3 separate regions of the Homo sapiens genome follow, and regions 1 and 2 are each linked to region 3. Evidence: chromatin loops called from intact Hi-C (ENCODE). Cell type or tissue: prostate gland. All regions are shown on one strand. Links, peaks and the distances in the headings refer to the core of each region. The heading gives the core; the rest is flanking DNA.

Region 1 (5,477 bases), core at 243-5,242, 200 kb before region 3:
GGAGATGAAGAAATGACTGGATTGGGAAGGACTTTATCCACCAATCTAATGAATTTGACTTTCATCTTGAAGGTGTGAAATAGCGTGCTAAACAAGTTTAAAAGCAAAATGTCATTAGCCTATTTGTATTTAGAAAGAGCACTCCAGAAGCAAGGAGGGGATGGGTGAATTGGATGTACTGACACTGGAACAAGGAAATTATTCCAATAGTCCAGGAAAGAAGAAGGACATCAACTAAAATTGCACAAGTGAACATGGAAAAAAGAGGATGCGTCTGAGAAATATAAATATTGGCCGGGGCGGTGGCTCACACCTGTAATCCCAACACTTCGGGAGGGTGAGGTGGGCAGATTGCTTGAACTCAGGAGTTCAAAACCAGCCTGGGTAACATGGCAAAACCCCTCTCTACACAAAATACAAAAATTAGCCAAGCGTGATGGCATGGCCTGTAGTCCCAGTTACTCAGGAGGCTGAGGTGGGAGGATCACTTGAGCCTGGGAGGTTGAGGCTGCAGTGAGCCATGATCTCGCCACTGCACTCCCACCTGGGAGATAGAGTGGGACCCTGTCTAAAAAAAAAAACAAAGAAATATAAATATTGTATTAGGGTTTACCAAAGAAACAGAACCAATACGATATATGTATGTATACGGGTATATATATAAGGAGATTCATATAAGGAACTGACTCACAAGATCACTGAGGCTGGCAAGTCTACAGGATGAGCCAGCAAGCTGGAGACCCAGGAGAACTGATGGCATAGTTCCTGACCAGAGGCTAGCAGGCTTGAAATCCAGGAAGAGTCAGTGTTTCAATCTGAGTCTGAAGGCAAGAAACAAGCTGATGTCCCAGTCAAAAGATCAGAAGGCAGGAGAGATTCTTTCTTACTCAGGGAGGATCAGTTTTTTTGTTTTATTCAGGCTTCTAACTGATTGGATGAGACTCACTCATATGTTAGGGAGGTCAATTTGCTTTACTCAGGCTATCCATTTAAATGTTAATCTCATCCCAAAACACCCTCATACACACACCCAGGATAATGTTTCAGCAAGTATCTGGGCACTCTATGGCCCAGTCAAGTTGACACATAAAATTAATCACAAATATGTTCCAGTAACTTAGTTTTTAAACAACTAGATTCTTATGAGAATAAACTCAGGATAGGATAGGGGAAATGCTTTCTGGCTTTCCACTTGCATATTCTTGGAATGTCACTTTTTCTTAAATGTTAAAAATTGAAGGCCAGGCATGGTGGCTCATGCCTGTAATCCCAGCACTTTGGGAGGCTGAGGTGGGTGGATCACGATGTCAGGAGTTCCAGACCAGCCTGACCATCATGGTGAAACCCCATCTTTACTAAAAATACAAAAAAATAGCTGGGAGTGGTGGCGCGTGCCTATAATCCCAACTACTCAGGAGGCTGAGGCAGGAGAATCACTTGAAACCTGGGAGACGGAGGTTGCAGTGAGCCAAGATCACGCCACCGCACTGCAGCCTGGGCAACAAGAATGAGACTCCATCTCAAAAAAAAAAAAAAAAAATGAAAATGTGTCGTTAATCATCGAGATAGTCTTTCAGTCTGCACTCAGTAATATTAATGCCTTCTCATTGAAGTCATCTATTCTGTTCCCATAAAGATCAGGATAGTTTAGGTAGTGGTGAATAAATAAGGTTCTCAATGGCCTATTAGTTTTTTTAAATGTTCAAAAGATAGTAGCATGTTGGGAAAAGAGATGAATTCCACATTTCTTTTGGTACAGTACAACTTACTGAAATTGCTTTCTTATTTCAACAAGGATTTACCAGGTTGTGTGTAGTGGTTAAAAGCATGGACTTTACAGCCACATTACATGGGTTCAAATCCACTTACTAGTTATGTTAACCACAGGAAGTTAGCTAATGTCTCTCTGCCTCAGTTTTCTGTTTGTAAATTAGGATAAAAATCTCCGTAGATGTGAATATGTATAGCTAGATAGTAGATTGTATTCAAAATCCCAATCATAACATAATAAAAATATTAACTATTATTAGTTGTTTTGAATATACAACCTAATTTCATTTTCTCCATGATCTGAGCATGTTGAGTTATTTTTAAACAACTCCATTTTACAGATGAGACAGTGTTCCAATAAGCTAGGTAGTATGCCCACAGACACACAGCTAGCAGCTGAGATGAACCACCCAAGTCTATTTGGTTTTCAGCTCATGTTCTTTTCATGATATTTTGCTTTCTCTCAATATTTATAGAATTTAATTTAATTGACTAGAATTAAACTAAGAGAAAATGATTGAATGAAGAGATGCAGAAGGCAAGAGATAGCAAAGGTCATTCTGGGCTGGGCATGGTGGCTCACACCTGTAATCCCAGCACTTTGGGAGGCCTAGGCGGGTGGATCATCTGAGGTCGGGAGTTCAAGACCACCCTGGCCAACATGGTGAAACACCCCCGTCTGCTAAAAATACAAAAATTAGCTGGGTGTGGTGGCAGGCGCCTGTAATTGCAGCTACTCGGGAAGCTGAGGCAGGAGAATCGCTTGAACTGGGGAGGTGGAAGTTGCAGTGAGCCGAGATGTGCCATTGCACTCCAGCCTGGGCAGTAAGAGCGAAACTCCGTCTCAAAGCAAAAAAAAGAAAAGCTACCTTTACCAAAGACAGTTAAAATGATGGCCACCAAGGGGCAGTGTGCAGCAGGCAGAGAAGGTGGCTTTTTAAATTATTTTTCACTGCCTGCTGAGACAAAGATGTTACACCAGAATATGCCACCCTAACATATGCTTCTTTGGCATAAGGATTATTTTGAGCTGAAGACGATTGAGAAGAAACAAATAAAAGAAAAACTCTGCCTTCCCTTTCTTTGCCTAAAGGCAGGACATGCTAGTTAATGATCAACCCCTGACCTAATCGGTTATGTTACCTATAGATTACAGACATTTTATAGAAAAAGAAAAACACGGTGAAAATCCCTGTCCTGTTCTGTTCCATTGTAATTACCAGTGCATGCAGCCCCCAATCACATACCCACTGCTTGCTCAATCGATCATGACACTCTCATGTGGACCCCCTTAGAGTTGTAAGCCCTTAAGAGGGAAAGGAATTGCTCACTTGGGGAGCTCGGTTTTTGGAGACGTGAGTCTGCTGATGCTCCCAGCTGAATAAAGCCCTTCCTTCTACAACTCGGTGTCTGAGGGGTTTTGTCTGTGGCTACAAACCTGTCTTTGGCCAGTCTAATTTACAGGACCTCAGCCAGAGAACTAAGATGGGTAGAGGCAATACAGGAGATAGAAATAATTTAGGTAGGTAGATAGGGTGAAAGAGTCCCTGACAAAAGCTTTTCTTCTGACAAAAAACAGCTCAGAAATTACTTCCATTCTAACCACAGGCAGTCCAAATAAATCACTTCTCTTTTAACAAAGAGCAGCCTGGAAGATTGGACTGTATAATGTAGATAAGCATCTCCGGCACAGAGGGAGAGTTTCTTGGGTAGTCACCAAACTTACATAAATGGGTCCCAGTAAAAACAGTAGGCTTTAATGAGCACATTCCTTTCCCCTTTTTTGGACAGGGACACACTAAGGTTAGCTAGAAGCTTGCATGGTGGGGTGGGGGAAATGCCTGCAGCTGCAAGGAGGTACCCAGGACAAGGCATGGAAACTCCCCCTATTCTTGTTAGCACATGCAAGGTGGAAGGAGAAAGGCAGTGTGGAGTCGCCCAAGCTAAGAGCCTGCCTGCATGATAAAAGAATGGGGTAGGGGCTGCCAGAGATTCCACTCTATACAGATGACACACCTGGTCCTAACCAGGTTTTCATGCCCTATGTAGATAAGATACCCGCTCCCTACTAGCTCGTTGATAAAAACCCTCCATTTTACTGCAGCACGGCAACCCGTCTGGGACCTCTCTCTGTGAGAGAGAGCTGTCCTTTTCCTTTTGCCTATTACACTTCTCTAACTTCACCCTTTGTGTGTCTGCATTCTTCATTTCTGTGGCCATGAGACAAAAAACCTCAGCTGATATCCCAGACAACAAGGCTGCTTTAGAGGGAAAACGGATAGCTAATATTATCAGTTAATTGGCTATGTTAATTGATACCTTCAAATTAGGTGTTTTAAAATAAATGCTGAGAACAATATGAAAGTGTTTTTCTTTTACTAATTCTCTGAGGATTTTGTTATTTATTTAGCTTTACAATGCCTAGCCCCCTTTATAAATGTAATTATTGTGTTGCTAAGTGCATGTATACAAAAAATTCATTGGTTCAAAAGCCATAGGCCTGGTACCATAGCCATATATGGTACGTTCAAACCTTGGAAATGCACATTCTCAGTGTGTCGGAAGCTCTGTACTGCTCCTTCTTGAAGAACTACTTTGATTTGTGGTTAACTCGCTGTTTTGACTCACTGTTTTAACTCCCATTACTTCAGTATCTGACATTCAGCCTCAGAATCTGGCCAGTGTATCAGGGCTGGAATTAATTGATTAACACCATTAGATGGCAGTACTATTTAAATTCCAAAAATGGTTATAAACTCATTCTCTAAAATGTGTGTCAAATAGAATATTTGACTGATAATAACTCTAAGAGCACAAAAGGATTAAACACACACACAAGACAAAGTTTGGGATATACCCATTGGAAAAACCCTTGGTCTCTTTAAATTTTTTTTCATATGTATGTATATTGCACATATTGCCGGCCTCTTTATCTCTTTTTTCCTTTTTTTTTTTTTTTTTTTTGAGAAGGAGTCTTACTCTGTCACCCAGGCTGGAGCACAGTAGTGCAAACATGACTCACTGCAGCCTTGAACTCCTGGGCTCAAGCGACCTTGTCACCTTAGCCACTGTGACCAGCCTTCTTTTCCCTTTTGACTTTGTTATATCACACTGACTCTAGAAATGTGGTTCTTTATTGGGGCGATTTTGCCCTCCCCCGGGGACATCTGACAAGGTCTGGAGACATTTTGATTGTGGGTAGGGGGAGGGACACTCTGCTACAGGCATCTAGTTGGCAGAGCCCAGAGATACCGCTACACACCCTACACTGTGCAGAACAGCCCCTACGGCCAGGAATTATCAGGCCCAAACAAAATACCAAGTTAGTTTTTAATTTCAAAGTTTACGCGTAACATTATTTTTTAGATATAAAAAATATTCACACATTAATTTGATCACAAGAAATTTTAAAGAAATTTAAACATTTTCAGAAAAGGCTACTTCAAGGTGTCATGACAGCTTTGGACCAAACATTAATGTTCTATATGACTTTGGGCAAGTCAGTCATGTTTATTAGACTTAATAACCCAGGTAACGTTAGCTGTTGGAGGGTTTTTTAAAAAACGTTTTATTTTGAAAAAACTTCAAACTTAAAGGAAAAATGGCAAGAATACTACAAAGACCTATTTATTCAGATACACCAGTTGTCACAATTTTGCCATATTAACTTTATCTATTGATCAATTTCTCTTTCAGTCTATTGACCT
Region 2 (5,477 bases), core at 104-5,103, 76 kb before region 3:
CTCTACAGAAAACACACGCACACACAAAAATGAGTGGTGTGGTGGTATGCGCCTGTGGTCCTAGCTACTTGGGAGGCTAGGGTGGATCTCTTGAGCCCAGGAAGTCGAGAAGGCAGTAAGCTGAGATCGTGCCACTACACTACAGTCTGGGTGACAAAGTGACACCCTGTCTCAAAAAAAAGAAAGAAAGAAAAAGATTGTTCAAGTTTTCTTGGGATTTATTTGAACATTTTAATTCCAACGCATCTAATTTCCTGGGTTCTTTATTTGAATCTTTATCTTCGTAGGTATTTAAATGTAATCATTATTTCCTTTCAGAAAAATTATTCCTTCTTACCTCTAATTGTTTACCTTTCCCAACACAAACTTTATAAGTGGGGCTGTTTTCCCAGATCAATATCACCTTTTGAAGATTTCAGTTTGTTGCATTTTATTTTGTTTTATTTTCTGGCTGTTTCCAGGTCCCCTTCCCCAGTGTCTGGCACACCTGGTACTGCATCTTGGTGGGCAGCAGCCCTGGGAGTGCCTTGCATGTAAAAAGCTGATGGAAAGGAACCCATCCGGGAGGTTTCTGCTTTGGGAGGACCCCGTAGGTGTTTTACAAGGCAGCAGTGCAGGGAGTAAGTGTGGGAATTCCAGCCCAGAGCCCTGGCCACATGAACTCTCGTCTCACTCCCTGGTGATCGCTTCATCTCTCCAGGCTCTCTGCTTGCCTGTGAGATGCCCAAATAATGTGCAGTCTGTTGATTAGTGTCATATTTGCATAGTTAAAAAAAACACCATGCTAAATTATGAGCCACATTTTCAGCAATTCCTAAGATACCCCTTAAAATGAGCTCTTTTTTGCTAGGGACTCTGGCAGGCTGTTCACCCATGGCCTCCCAGGAGCTGGGCTTCCCTCAAGTTTCCTAGGACACACTGCCAATCACAAGACAGCCCGTCCAAAGGACTTTTCCTCCCTCATATAAAGGACCTCTATTTCCTTCTTCCACAACAGAGCACTTGTGGAAACTTCCAGAAGCTGGAGTCTTTGTAAATACACAGTAAAGAATCTGAGTTCATTTCTTTCCCATTGCCTTCAGGAGTCCACATTTTTACCATCAGATTAAAGATTCTTGACATCTCTTCACTGTCTTTTATGAGTGACTCTCCTAGCTTTTTTACAGAAAAACCAAAAACCATTTTTTTTTTTTTGAGACAGAGTCTCGCGCTGTTGCCCAGGCTGGAGTGCAGTGGCGTGATCTCCGCTCACTGCAACTTCCGCCCCCTGGGTTAAAGCAATTCCCCTGCCTCAGCGTCCCTAGTAGCTGGGGTTACAGGCATGCGATACCACGCCCGGCTAAGTTTGTATTTTTAGTAGAGACGGGGTTTCACCGTGTTGGCCAGGCTGGTCTCGAACTCCCGCCTCAGGTGATCCGCCCGCCTTGGCCTCCCAAAGTGCTGGGATTACAGGCATGAGCCACCACCCTGGCTTTGTCTGTTTTTAATCTGTGACCTTTTACAGCATGTACAAAATCACCTTATGATTGTTAACACAAGAAAACCTTCACTCTGCTCTGTCAATCACAGAATCTCCAATTTGAAAACGAACAATATTGCTATTTTTAAAATTCTGAATGCAATTGATTTTAAAGGTCCTTCTGGCCTAATTTTGTAGAAAGATAAAGTGACTGTCATAAATCAACACCAAGTACAGAACCCCTCTGTTAACTTTGGACTCTACTTTGCTATGAGATACAAAGTATCTGGGATTTGGGTTTTTCTTTTTTTCCAGTGAATTGAATTTCTTAGTGATTGCATAAAGTCGAAAAAGAAAAAGGGATTGATAATTTTGGAGAACATTAAGCTATTTTTAAAAAGATATTTCTCTCAAAGATAAAGGAATTTGCTATAGAAATGAATACACTTACTCCCAAAGCAGCATTAAATTGTGTTAACTTTAACACCCTTTCCTAAAAGAGGGAACCATAATGCTTCAGGATTAGCACTTGGACGATTGGAGAAATGAATATGTCTTTCACCCGCACGCACCTTTCATTATCCAGGACAGAAGGGAGTAAGGAGGGAGGCAAGAGAGATCCCCCCACTCCACAACCCAAAAAAGGGAAACAGGGAGGGGAATTTTCCCCTGGTTCCTTTCCAAGGAGCGGTGGCCCAGGAGGCCTTGCTCTCCCGCAGGCGCCTGGCTGTGTCTTCGGGGGTTCCTTCTCTGAGCCTCAGGACTTTGTCACCTGTGAAATAGGACGGGGTGGAGACCTGAAGGAGCTGAGGGGCAGGATACACGTTGTTTGAATTAATGTTTCTGTCCCTCGGGCCCTGCCACTGGGAGCCCCAGCGGCCCACGTGCCTTTCATCCTGGCCCGCAGAGGCCTGAGTGCTGTTTCGGGCAGCTCCGGGCAGGGCTGGGTAGGGCCCAGCGGACCCCACGGGCCGCCCCCCCCCGCCTCTCCCCAGCTATTTGTCTGTCGTCCCTCTTCGTCCCTCTTCTCCTGAGGTGCTGTCCCGGCCCTCGGGGCGGGGGCAGCCGCGGGCAGCTCAGTCCGCAGCGCTTCCAGAGGTGCCCGAGTCTCCTGAACGCTCCGCAGGAAAGCAGCTGTGCTGCGTGGAGCCCTCCCCTCGTCCCGGTCCCTCCGTCCGTGTTCCTGTCCCTCCCGTTCTGCGGCGGGAGGTGGCGGTGTGGGTCTCCGGGGAGGCGCGGCGGGCTGGGGAGGTGGGGAAGGGTGTGCGCGTGCTGGGGGTGGGGGGGAAAGACCTGCCGCCCCCCCCCCCCGCCTCCCCAGCCCTTGGTTGCTATGCAGTTTCTATGGCAGCGGCATCCTCAGACTCAACTTTCACCCTCGTTTAGAGCCAATTAAGGTAAAATAGTGAGGGGAGGAGGGAAGAGCGTGGCCAGGGAAGGGAGGGGGGAGAGGCAGGAAATTCAATTCGAAGCTGCAAGTGCAGCGTTTACTCTGCCAAAGTCGCAGTACAGATTCCGAAGCCGCAGCGCCGTCCCCTCCTTTCCTCGCCCCAGCCCGAGCGGGAAGCGGCAGCAGCTCCCCAGAGCCCTGGCTTGGCAGGGAGGGGACGGCGCCCGAGCAGCCATATTGCAGCCCCCCGGGTCCCTCCTCCGGCCGGCGCAGGCCCCGCGCTCACGACCTCCTCTGGGAGCCGGATCTGTCCTCTCCATCGCCGCCACCCGCCGGCCTCTGCGTCCCTTGGCTTCCGACATCCCGTCTGGCCGTCCCCCTGTGCCGGTCCGAGCCTCTGTTTATTTCCTTTCCTACTATCAATACTCGACCAGCAGAAAAGGAAAGTTTAAAAATGCCAATCGCACAGTTGCTGGAACTATGGAAAAAGATCGAGGTGGAGCCTATGGAAATAGAGGTGAGTGCAGGAGAGAACGCACTTTTCACAGCATCCTCAAGAATCCGAACTCTGCAGCCAATGCATTGCTCATTTACTATAATCAGTTCATGTCCATTAGGTGACTATGATGGGTCAGAGAGTTGGCTATCCAGTGTGTGTGGATGTATATGTTGCGTTGTGTATGCACATGGATAAACATTGCGTGTGTATACACGCACGGCATTGTGTGTGGTGTAAATACATAAATGATAATGAGTACAAGAAACAAATTGTTGCCCTTAAGGAAACTTCAGGATGCTTCTTAAAGTCTATGTAAGTCTTAAAGTATTCCCGTTTCCAAACTAATCTGCATCAGTTTGATTTTCCTTCAACAAGTGGCTTTAAATTAGAAGCCTTCCATTTGCTACAGTGAAAGATGAAACCAGAAGGCAAAAATCAATGATGAATCAAGGAACAGAGAGCATAAAGATAATGTGATCTTAAACGAAAAAAGATAATGCAACCTTAAAAGGATGAATGGTCAGATAAAGAGGTGTGATTAAAGATAAACAGAAAAGATAATGAAATCAAAGTGTTCCTTGCCCGTCCCAGGGCTGGTGGGTGTGCAGGAATCACTGCTGAGAGTTTTTCACTCCATGCTTCCCTGGGGACACGCAAACCTCTGCTCCACGGAATCTGATTTGCTCCATTTGAATTGGAGATGGTCAACATACATTTTCCTAGAAGAGAAAGTTCCCCAAATTTATTAACGTCTACTAAATTATTAGATATACCTGTTCTGTGTTTATAGCAACTCAAATGGCATTTAAACATGGCTCATTTGTAATCACTCACCAAACCTCCTCAAAGTCCAATTTAATTTTTGCCTATCTCCTACTCCCAGCACTGTACTTATAAATTCAATGCTATTTTAAATTTTATTTATTCTTATATGTACGTCTTGAGATAGTCACATAACATACCTTTGAACTGAATGAGAGATTCTGTTTTAGAAGAGAATTTACTGAATGCTTCATATTGAATAGTTTTCTTGGAAAGCCAAGCTAAATAATGCTCGACATATGTATTGATGTTTAGCAGAGACTGTTGGGCATAGCACGGACATTGAAGTCCATTTGTTTTAGATGGAACAGCCCAGATACTGCTGCTCATGGAAAGTACCTGGGGTGGGAGAAGGATGACACCAGGGCTCCCTACTGTTACTGATTCTTCTGTTTGTACATGGGGTTGTTCTTGGTGTTGAGGATGGTGCCTTGGAAAGATCCATTCCCTTACTGCGGTTGCCATTTCAAGTCTACTTTTTTTGAGAGAGAGAGAGATTCAATTTTTCTAAATATTGAATTAGTGAACGAGCAAGTGATCAGCTAGAAGTTCTTTTCTCATTTACTAGTGCTTCCTATAGCCCAGCTGGTCATCGTCAGCACATTGGCTTGTGCTGAAGCTGTAAGGTGCTCAGCCCTCACGAATGAAGGGCTTGTCCAGAGGGAGGATTCCGCCCTGGGCTCAGAAAGGATGGGAGAGAGGGGGCCAGGGGCTTTACAATTCCAGGTGGGACCCTGGTCTTTACATTATTTCCAGTGACCAAAGCCATGAGGAGCAGCTTGTGTTTCACATATTTCTCAAATCGCTCATAAATGGATCAGCAATGAATAGATTCCCATGATTTGAAAACCATGCCATGAGCCTAGAAAGCACTTGCAAGTGGCAAGAATTTGGAGCCGAGTTGACTGATGGTCTGCCCTGCCTTGCCAGCCCCAGGAGAGGGCAGATGGTAAAGGTTTTGAGGAAAATTGGATACATTAAATAGCTCTTGAAGCAAAATAAATTTTTTTCAGGCTTCTTAGCTGAATTTTTTCAGGAGAGCACAGCTGGTGGAGTATGGACAGTGTTAAATTCCTATTTACTTGGAACCCAGAAAACCAGAGTTCTTTCTATAGAAAAATGAAAGCTTAAATATTAACCATGAGGTACTTCAAGTTTCTGAGGAAATTTCCAAATCCACAAAATCCTCTGTGTTTTGGAATTCACAGTCTGAATTTCCTCTCTAGTTTTGTCCATGTTTTATGTTGCATGGTATTAAAATAACTCACATATCAAGAAATGTGGCAGAGCTATATGGAGCATATCTG
Region 3 (5,477 bases), core at 367-5,366:
GGGGTGTCTCCCAGTTAAGCTGCTCGGGGGTCAGGGACCCACTTGAGGAGGCAGTCTGCCTGTTCTCAGATCTCCAGCTGCATGCTGGGAGAACCACTACTCTCTTCAAAGCTGTCAGACAGGGACATTTAAGTCTGCAGAGGTTACTGCTGTCTTTTTGTTTGTCTGTGCCCTGCCCCCAGAGGCGGAGCCTACAGAGGCAGGCAGGCCGGCCTCCTTGAGCTGTGGTGGACTCCACCCAGTTCGAGCTTCCCAGCTGCTTTGTTTACCTAATCAAACCTGGGCAATGGCGGGCGCCCCTCCCCCAGCCTCGATGCAGCCTTGCAGTTTGATCTTAGACTGCTGTGCTAGCAATCAGCGAGACTCCGTGGGCGTAGGACCCTCCGAGCCAGGTGTGGGATATAATCTCCTGGTGCGCTGTTTTTTAAGGCCGTGGGAAAAGTGCAGTATTAGGGTGGGAGTGACCCGATTTTCCAGGTGCCGTGTGTCACCCCTTTCTTTGACTAGGAAAGGGAACTCCCTGACCCCTTGCACTTCCCGAGTGAGGTAATGCCTCGCCCTGCTTCAGCTCGCGCACGGTATGCTGCACCCGCTGTCCTGTGCCCGCTGTCTGGCACTCCCTAGTGAGATGAACCTGGTACCTCAGATGGAAATGCAGAAATCACCTGTCTTCTGCGTCACTCACCCTGGGAGCTGTAGACTGGAGCTGTTCCTATTCAGCCATCTTGGCTCCACCCACCTATTTTATTTTTATTTTTTATTTTACTTTAAGTTCCAGGATACATGTGCAGAATGTGCAGGTTTGGTACATATACATACATGTGTCATGATGATTTGCTGTACCTATCAACCTGTCATCTAGGTTTTAAGCCCCACATGCATTAGGTATTTGTCCTGATGCTCTCCCTCCCCTTGCCCCTCACCCCGGACAGGCCCCGGTGTGTGATGTTCCCCTCCCTGAGTCCAAGTGGTCTCATTGTTCAGCTCCCACTTATGAATGAGAACATGCAGTATTTGGTTTTCTGTTTCTGTGTTAGTTTGTTGAGGATGATGGCTTCCAGCTTCATCCATGTCCCTGCAAAGAACATGATCTCATTCTTTTTTATAGCTGCATAGTATTCCATGGTGTATATGTACCACATTTTCTTTATCCAGTCTATCATTGATGGGCATTTGGGTTGGTTCCATGTCTTTGCTATTGTAAATAGTGCTGCAATAAACATAGGTGTGCATGTGTCTTTATAGTAAAATGATTTATAATCCTTTGGGTCTATACCCAGTAATGGGATTGCTGGGTCAAATGATATTTCTTGTTCTAGATCCTTGAGGAATCGCCACACTGTCCTCCACAATGGTTGAACCGAGTTACACTCCCACCAACAGCATAAAAGCATTCCCATTTCTCCACAGCCTCACCAGCATCTATTTTTTCCTGACTTTTTAATGATTGCCATTCTGACTAGTGTGAGATGGTATCTCATTGTGGTTTTGATTTGCCTAATCATAATACCTAATGATCAGTGATGATGAGCTTTTTTTCATATGTCTGTTGGCTGCATAAATGTCTTTTTTTGAGAAGTGTCGGTTCATATCCTTTGCCGACTTTTTGATGGGTTGGTTTTTTTTTTTTTTTTTTGTAAATTTGTTTAACTTCTTTGTAGATTCTGGATATTAGCCCTTTGTCAGATGAGTAGATTGCAAATATGTTCTCCCATTCCTTAGGTTGCCTGTTCAGTCTGATGCTAGTTTCTTTTGCTGCGCAGAAGCTCTTTAGTTTGATTAGATCCCATTTGTCAATTTTGGCTTTTGTTGCCATTGCTTTTGGTGTTTTAGTCATGAAGTTTTTGCGCATGCCCATGTCCTGAATGGTGTTGCCTAGGTTTTCTTCTAGAGTTTTTATGGCTTTGGGTTTTACATCTAAGTCTTTACTCCATCTTGAGTTAATTTTCATATAAGGTGTAAGGAAGGGGTCCAGTTTCAGTTTTCTGCTTATGGCTAGTCAGTTTTCCCAGTGAAGGGTATAAATGCTTAAAATAAATTTAAATGTAATAAAGAAGAGACAGTAACTTTTAACAGGGGGTATATTTTTTTCAACTGTGACCTTTTTTTTTGGAACATTTCTACTTCTATATCTGTACTCCCACAGCCAGACTTATATTTTTATCATCAGTATCTAGATATGTTTCTATATTTAAATCAACACAGTTTATATAATTCATAAATATCAAATCATACTTTTTATAATATTCTCTTAACATTTCATAACTTTTCCCCAAAACACTTAAATATTTTTAAAAGCAGCTAGAGTTTTCCATCATATAGCTGTACCATAATTTATTAGTACAATCCCCTATTGTTGATTACTTAGGTAAATTTTCAATTATACATCATGATAAAAAAAACACTATGATAAACATCCACATACATCAGTCTTTATCTTTGGATAAACTCCTAGAAGTTATTGGGTCAAATAATTTGAATATTTTTATATAAACATGCTTATTTTACATCTTATTTTATGCAAAATAATATTTTAAGGCCTAATTTAGGAAAAATATTTAAATTCTGGATTGAGTTTTCTATACACATATTGGCACACCGACATAGCTGTGTCTACCACGAATCAGAATTCCTGGTTGGGAAGGCCATTTAAAACCCACATTGCAAAATGGCATCAGGCTCATTTGACCTATCTCGGGCCTCTTGTACTTTTCTCTTCTGCCCTCTAGTGGTCATGAGGATCAAAAATGTGGAACTGGAATTATATATATTACTCTACTGATGAAAGTAACCAAAATTAAGCATAAAACACCTGAACTAAACTATTTTTGAGCACTAAATTACACAATTACTAAAAATTTATCATGACATAATTCAGTTTTCTTCACTTTTGCTATGATGATTTTTTTAAGCATTTTTTTCCTCCTGTGATGTGGAAGGTATGCATCTTTTAAAAGTATAATTGTAGCATTTTTGTTTATACTACTATAAAATGGCAATATCTATTAACCTAGCAATGTTTGAAGTAAATTACAAAAAAGAATACTTTTACATTCTTCCTTCCATACTACTCCCAACCGTCTACAAATCTTTGTTGATGCAATCAGAATTTTTTTTTTTGCATCCGTGATATCATTCATGAATTATTTTGTTACCTTTTCTACTTTGATAATCAGTTTTGTCACCATTTTCTCCCATTTTCATGGCCATATTAACAATCATTATTCTCTATTAACTCCTTTTAACTGGTTTGCTTTTCTTACTGCTAATACCATGATTTGTAAATTCTCCTTCCTTATGTTCTGTATTTGGAATTAAGGTTTATTAGACAAGTTCATTTTTAAAGACATTTTTCTGGGCTGGCTGAGCCAGGCTGCCACTCCTGTGTTCATATTTAGTTCTGCTCCATGATGATTAGCAAAATAAAAGGAGACTGTTCACCACAGAAGGACTTAAAATGTACTGTGATATCAGCTTTCCATACTGTAAGTGGATTGGAGGAGTCACTGTTCCTAACTCAATTTTCTCAAATAACAAGAAACACCCATAAATGATTGTTGAAAAAGGATATCTGAATTGTATGGTTTTCTGGTCACATTTGTCAGAACCCCTTTTTTCTTAGATTTTTAAAAAGAAAATAAAACCAAATGTTATTTAATTGATTATTATCTGCTATTTTTATTATTATTTTGTTAGATTTCATTATTGACCTTCTAGAACAAAAAGGAAGAAAGGTAAAAAATCTTTTTGGCAATACCTTGTCTTTATACTAACATGTCCTAAAAACATATTTGAATGACTTAAGTCTCATATAAATAAGATCGTTGTAGTAAAATCATTGAGTGCTTTATAGAAACAAGATGCCTGGAAGCAAATTGTGGTGCTTAAGAATACGGGCTTGGACTCAGCTAAGTCTGACTTCAAATGCTGGCTCTGCAACTACTAGCTTGTGACTTTGGATAAATTATTTAACCTTGTTCAGTCTTAGGTTCAACAGCTGAAAAACGGTGTTCATGTTGCTCAGATTCTCGTAAGGACCACGTGAGTGGAGCTCTCGAACCAGGAGCACCATGCCTGGCGTGGAGCAACCTTGAACTTAGTCGCTATCTTTCAGGTGTTTTCTGGTCCATTGTCTATGGAAAGTAATTACTTAAAAAATAATAAACCCTCAAGTAAGTAGAAGAAAGGAGCAACAGCTCCCATAAACTGAAAGAGCCAATAATCCCTGCCCTATACACATCTTTTCAAACCTGGAGCCAGCGACCTAGGGAGGAGACTGAGGCCGGCAGAACTGGGTGACCTGCCTTGGCAGCCTAGTGGGGGGTGGCACATGAGGGGTGAAGAGAAGAAGCGCCAAGTCCCTCCCCTGCTTTCCGGGGAATGTCCCAGACAGGCAGAGGCTTACATCAAGAATTCGGAAGATTGTCTTATTTCAGAATGAGACTGCCTTTACAAGCAAATGGGATTGTACTAGTCAGTGCTCTCCAAAGAAACAGATCTAAAAAGATGCAGACAGATAGGTAGACGCAAACACAGAAAGATTTACACATATACAGACACGTGTATACAGAGAGTGACCAATAGCTACAACCTGCTCTAAGAAGGACCTGACAGCCAGGGCAAGCTGGGGATTTTCCTGACATCAGAACCATCCTCCCAGCCCCAGCTCAGCCCGTGTACAACAGAAGCCAGGAAGCACATGCAAAGTGAGGCAAACAGGGATTATTCATCACAAATGCACTCATCAAGCCAAACTTATTCATAAATTTACTCGGTAGAATGCTTCCTCTGTCCTGGATGAGACATGGAGACCACTGCGGGACTTCTCTGGTCTCATGTATAGACATGCATACATAGGTATATATGTGGTTATAGATAGGTGTGCACGTGTGCATATGTGGTTATGCATAGGTGTGCACGTGTATATATGTGGTATAGATAGGTGTGCACATGTGTATATGTGGTTCTGCATAGGTGTGCACGTGTGTATATGTGGTTCTGCATAGGTGTGCACGTGTGCATATGTGGTTCTGCATAGGTGTGCACGTGTGCATATGTGGTTCTGCATAGGTGTGCACGTGTGCATATGTGGTTCTGCATAGGTGTGCACGTGTGCATATGTGGTTCTGCATAGGTGTGCACGTGTGCATATGTGGTTCTGCATAGGTGTGCACGTGTGCATATGTGGTTCTGCATAGGTGTGCACGTGTGCATATGTGGTTATGCATAGGTGTGCACGTGTGCATATGTGGTATAGATAGGTGTGCACGTGTGCATATGTGGTTATGCGTAGGTGTGCACGTGTGCATATGTGGTTATGCGTAGGTGTGCACGTGTGCATATGTGGTTATGCGTAGGTGTGCACGTGTGCATATGTGGTTATGCGTAGGTGTGCACGTGTGCATATGTGGTTATGCGTAGGTGTGCACGTGTGCATATGTGGTGATGCGTAGGTGTGCACGTGTGCATATGTGGTG

The links. A loop is a pair of places that touch in the nucleus more often than their neighbours do. Peaks named below come from ENCODE experiments on the same cell type or tissue, not always from the same donor. Only the 100,000 strongest peaks of a DNase experiment are listed, where the experiment ranks them.
Region 1: a loop joins it to region 3, with 8 times the contacts of the local background. A loop is called at or near these places in 88 of 110 quality-filtered maps.
Region 2: it touches region 3 in a loop (7-fold over the local background); 9 of 110 quality-filtered maps call a loop at or near these places.

Annotation. Positions count from the first base shown.
Region 1 is chr6:166,987,030-166,992,506 of GRCh38, reverse strand. No RefSeq gene overlaps it. Among named protein-coding and RNA genes, the nearest start is that of MIR3939, 8.1 kb to the left of the region's middle. In prostate gland, for the core only: a CTCF peak has its summit at 2,695 (motif pointing right); a DNase peak (open chromatin) is centred at 3,586; H3K27ac peaks cover 1,274 bases.
Region 2 is chr6:166,859,997-166,865,473 of GRCh38, reverse strand. It overlaps a transcript of RPS6KA2 not described here. Among named protein-coding and RNA genes, the nearest start is that of RPS6KA2-AS1, 41 kb to the left of the region's middle. RefSeq lists a silencer at 2,332-2,641. In prostate gland, for the core only: no CTCF peak of the experiment used is centred there; a DNase peak (open chromatin) is centred at 2,653; H3K4me3 peaks cover 1,336 bases; H3K27ac peaks cover 1,111 bases.
Region 3 is chr6:166,784,135-166,789,611 of GRCh38, reverse strand. It overlaps a transcript of RPS6KA2 not described here. Among named protein-coding and RNA genes, the nearest start is that of RPS6KA2-AS1, 120 kb to the left of the region's middle. RefSeq lists an enhancer at 5,165-5,477. In prostate gland, for the core only: a CTCF peak has its summit at 2,725 (motif pointing left); a DNase peak (open chromatin) is centred at 2,701.